Linked DNA regions of Homo sapiens: region 1 is linked to region 2. A link is an interaction called in ENCODE POLR2A ChIA-PET data of the cell type or tissue named here. Cell type or tissue: OCI-LY7. All regions are shown on one strand.

Evidence for each region. Peaks named below come from ENCODE experiments on the same cell type or tissue, not always from the same donor. Only the 100,000 strongest peaks of a DNase experiment are listed, where the experiment ranks them.
Region 1: POLR2A ChIA-PET joins it to region 2 with 14 read pairs; 7 of 35 experiments call an interaction of 5 or more read pairs at or near these places.

Annotation. Positions count from the first base shown.
Region 1 is chr7:50,337,306-50,339,805 of GRCh38, reverse strand. The region is part of intron 3 of IKZF1 (IKAROS family zinc finger 1); the gene reads right to left. Among named protein-coding and RNA genes, the nearest start is that of IKZF1, 34 kb to the right of the region's middle. In OCI-LY7, no CTCF peak of the experiment used is centred here; a DNase peak (open chromatin) is centred at 1,165; H3K4me3 peaks cover 2,426 bases; H3K27ac peaks cover 2,500 bases.
Region 2 is chr7:50,151,818-50,154,317 of GRCh38, reverse strand. The region is part of intron 8 of SPMIP7 (sperm microtubule inner protein 7); the gene reads right to left. Among named protein-coding and RNA genes, the nearest start is that of SPMIP7, 57 kb to the right of the region's middle. In OCI-LY7, no CTCF peak of the experiment used is centred here; DNase peaks (open chromatin) are centred at 957, 1,784 and 2,447; H3K4me3 peaks cover 1,527 bases; H3K27ac peaks cover 2,500 bases.

The DNA of each region.
Region 1 (2,500 bases), 190 kb before region 2:
TAATAGCTCATAAATAAGACACAGAATCCTTTTCTTTCTTTCTTTCTTTTTTTTTTTTTGAGAAGGAGTTATCACCCAGGCTGGAGTACAGTGCCACAATCTTGGCTCACTGCAACCCCCGCCTCCCGAATTCAAGCGATTCTTCTGCCTCAGCCTTCCCAGTAGCTGGGACTACAGGCACACGCCACCACACCCAGCTAATTTTTTTTTTCATATTTTAGTAGAGATGGGGTTTCACCATATTGGCCAGGCTGGTCTCAAACTCCTGACCTCATGATCTGCCTGCCTCGGCCTCCCAAAGTGCTGGGATTACGGCGTAAGCCACCATGCCTGGCCAAATCCTTTTCTAATCATACTCCCCCAGCAACCAAACTAAATGCTAAAGATGTGTTTTGTTTAGAATATGGAGAGTCTAGTTGCTCCAACATTTCCAGTTTGTGACTTCAACAGCAAAGAGTCATTTGGAACCAACTCTTCTGTTGGACAAATTATATGTACCCCACAGTCCTCCCCAATAGATTCACCCTTTCCCAGCTCCTCCTCCACAACACACACACACACACACACACACACACACACACACACACACAACCCTACCCAAAAGAATTCCTCCTTTCAAATTTCACTGTCAAATTTCAGCTGTCAGGACATTAAAAGTGTATTTAAGCTAGTGGTGCACAGATAAACCAGCTCTCAAAAAGAAAAAGCCTTGATTTGCAGCGTTCACCGATTTCTGTGGTGTAAATACTCCCAACCACGGTAGACTTCAAGCTACCAAAAGTTTACCAACAACCTGGCAGATTTTCCGCATATTACCAGTTGGCTGATTCTAGGTGGCTCACTGCTCACCGGAGCATGCTTTCTGAGTTCCCTATAAGTTTCTGTTATCTCACTGATCCTAACAGGCAAAGAGTTTAAAATTGTGAGCGTGTCTGCGGTAATTTGTGAAATGTAGGTTCCTGTTAGGGCCTTGAAGAAAGCTGGGCTTATCTGGTGGGAGACAGTAGCCCAGGCCCAGCCCTGCCTTGCCAGCAAGAGAGGGCTTGGTAGGGCAGCTTCCTGGCATGGCCCACTCCCCCAGAGCAAGAGCTTTCATTTAGTCTAACGGGTTCTGTGGAAACTTTCCGGGGCAATGTTAAGGCTGTACTCTGTTTAAGCCTTTCTACTTTTGCATAAAAGGAGGGGAAGCTGTTTTTTCTGGGTTATATTTACACTTCCCAAATCAGAAAATGCCCTAACCAGATAGGGGGACAGGTGGCAACTGGCAACCACAGCTCAACCCCCCAGCCTTTTTTTCCCCATTTCTTTCTGAAACCCCATGTAGAAGGAAAGTTAACGAAATGTCAGTTGGTTGTTTTATACACAGAGCTAACTATTCTTTCAACACAGATGGAACAAGGCAGAAAATAAAACTGGGACCAAAAACCCGGCAACAGAAAATGTTATCTATCTACTCTGACAGCACTTTTAATCTAAGGATCTCTTTATTTTCTAGAAGTTGGTTCTATTTATTGAACGAATTAGGTTCAATGTGATCTTGAGTGTAAGGCATCAAAATAAAATGAAGATTAACATTGGTTTTTGTTTATAAAAATAAGCAACTTTCCATAGTTAATCTGCACCTTTGAAGACACATAGTCATCACTGCAAGCATGGTTGAAAATGCAAGGTTTGGCATTTTTCAACCTTTCTGGTCCAATTTCTCTATAGTTTTTTTTTAAAATTCACATGTCAGATTCTGGAACATTACTGGCTATATTAAAAAACCTTAACAAATCTGCCAAAGATTGCCCTTCTGAATTTTCAAAGCTCTTACGAGTGGGAAGTACTGAAGGAAGTGAGGACGAATGTGTCCGGGCTAACTGGTGGCTTTTCCAGCAGGGTCCTCACCTGAGAAATGTGGAGACATTTTGGGTATCACAATCACCATGGTACCACTTGTGATGTGGGTGGCTAAATATCCTGCAATGGGAGGGACAGTCTCACCCAAAGAAGTGCCCCCTACATCAAATATCATCGTGCCCACTGAGAAACAGTGACCTAAAATAAGATGATGAACATCAGATGCAGCCTCAAATTCTCTCCTCTCACTTTGAAAGTTCTCTCTACTGTCCTACATGCTCCATTTGCCCTCATCTTTGAGAAAGCAGTGCCACATTCCCATTCATTCATTCAATACCAATGTATCAGACAGCACCTACTCTAGGCTGGGGGATGCCCAGGTACTGGGGATCACGCAGGGAGCAAATCAGAGCTGAGTCCTTCATCTACGAGTGGTGACGTTGCTGCTATAAGGCAGGGCAAGGAGCAACAGTGCTGAGAACGCTATCTTAGGGCATGTGTCCAGGAAGACCTCTCTGTGTGGAGACCACTGCACAGAGCCCTGAGGGAAGGGAGAAGAGCGCCAAGAGGAAACCTAGGGGATAGTCCAGGCCCAGGCCCAGCTCATAGGTGACTCACGCCGGCCTACCCTGGGGCTGCTAGTTAGATTTTAATCCTT
Region 2 (2,500 bases):
ATGAGGACTACAGGGCGTCATAGTGCATCGTATTCAGGATTTTTGCTAACTGAGTAGATTATAGCTGCTCTGACCACAGGGGGAAGGGGAAAATGGGTAACTATGGCGATGACGGATATTAATGTGTTCACTATAGTAACCATTTTACTATATACCCATATGTCATCATAATATCATGTTGTTAGGATGATATACACAACAGAATTTATTTTTTAAATACATGCAAATATTGAGACTGGGAAAAAAATGTGTCTTGAGAAAAAAACAAATGCAAGTTATCAGCCTAGAAAGCCATTGACCTCCTTTTAAAATGTTTCTCATCAAATGGCCTGGAGAGATGCTAGAAAATTACCAATCCAGAAAGTGAGACGTGTTGATAAAGCCTCCTATTGGCAGGCACCTTAGAAAAGGCCAGGCACACAGGGCTTGTGGGATGCTTAGAATTGTCTGTATGCAGTGGCCTACAACAGGCTAGTCGGGGCCTGAGAGCCACCCCCTAGGGTGCCTTTACTGTGCCATGAGGAATGCTTGCTGCCCTCAATTACGTGGGACCAAGCCCCACTCCTTCAAGTCACTGCCTGAGCCACTCCTCTGTGAAGTCTTCTCTAGTGCCCCCTCCCAGAGCCCCAGGCAGCTTGTGTGTGCCTCAGTTTCCTTATCTGTAAAATGGTGATAGTAACATTCCCTTCCTCACAGGGTTCCTGGGACCGTGACATGAGTTAGTACCCACAAAGCACTCAGCCAACAGAAGTGATTATTAGTGTTAAGACATTTTTTGTCATCCTCTGCTGCAATTGTTTATTTCTCATTGAGAGATGGTGAGCTCCTTGCAAGCAGTTCTTGTGATTTATTGGAGCACAGTAAACATGCATTGACTTAGTAAAAGATCATGTGAATCCACCAGCAAATGGGTGAGTGAATAAAAGGATTAGCAGCTGGGTGGACCAGAAACCACAGCCCAAGAGGCCCATGCATGGCAGCTGTTCCCATTTATAGCCATTGCCTTTCTGAAAGTTTTAAGAAGCTGATCAGAGCAGGAGCTCTGGCTTGGTACCCATGGCCTGACAGTCACCTTTTCAGAAAGCTCTCCCTGACCACAAAGCTCAATAAGCCCCTTCTGAGGAACTCTCTCCTACATCAGTCTTTCTTTTTCATTTCACTAGCTAAGATTATTATTTCATTTCTTCAGTTACTTGTGTGCTTCTTTACTGTCTATCTTTCGTACCAGAAAATAAGCTCCTAAAAGCTGGGACCTTGTCTGTTCATCCCTGTATCTTCAGTGTCTTGAACAGTGCCTGGCCCAGAATTGATGCTCAATAAATGTTTGATAAGGCCAGGCACGGTGGCTCATGCCTGTAATCCCAGCAGTTTGGGAGGCCAAGGCGGGAGCATCACTTGAGGTCAGGAGTTTGAGACCAGCCTGGCCAACATGGGGAAACCCTGTCTCTACCAAAAATACAAAAATTAGCTGGGCGTGATAGTGCACGGCTGTAATTCCAGCTACTCAGGAGGCTGAGACATGAGAATCTCTTGAACCCAGGAGAAAGAGGTTGCAGTGAGCTGAGATCGCACCACTGCACTCCAGCCTGAGTGACAGAGTACTCTGTCTTAAATAAATAAATAAATAAATAAATAAATAAATAAATAAATAAAATGTGTGATAAACGAATGAATCCTCTACCAAAAGAATGTGATCTAGAACAAGCTCTCCTTTTGGGGGCGAACTGCCGTCCCTCTAGTCTGCCTTCCTACTGTGCTAGCATATTCATCTGCACTGGGCCAACAACTAGACATCGTTCAGACTGTGTTTGCATTTTCAAAACCGTTTGCAATGCCAGGAATTCCATCAGGTGCTTTCAAATTTGAGTTATAATAAATGAGTAACCATGTGCTCCTTCTCACTAGTAGCTTCAAATAAAGGAATCTTCAGTAACCTTGCATCTAACATTTCCTGTTTTCTGGGATTTTTTTTTTAGATGGAGTCTCACTCTGTTGCCCAGTCTGAAGTGCAGTGGCACTCTCATTTCACAGCAACCGCCACCTCCCAGGTTCAAGTGATTCTCCTGCCTCAGCCTCCCAAATAGCTGGGATTACAGGTGCCCACCACCACACTGGCTAATTTTTGTATTTTTAGTAGAGACAAGGTTTCACAATGTTAGTCAGGCTAGTCTCGAACTCCTGACCTCAAGTGATCTGCCCACCTCAGCCTCCCAAAGTGCTGGGATTACAGGCATGAGCCACCATGCCTGGCCACATCTCCTGCTTTCAATTTGCAAAATGTGGGTTTAAAAATATATGTGACTTTCAACAGAATTTTTTCTTTTATAAAAGTAAGGTGGCTGTTCACAAGAAGTAACTATGTATCTGATGTATGTTCCATGTGTCTTCTGATGATCATGCAGAAGGGTGATGTGTGTGCACAGCTGTGAGTCTAAGAAGTAAAGATGCCATTCCTCTAATGCGCCTGAAATACCTTCATATGCCCCTTTTGGCCACATTC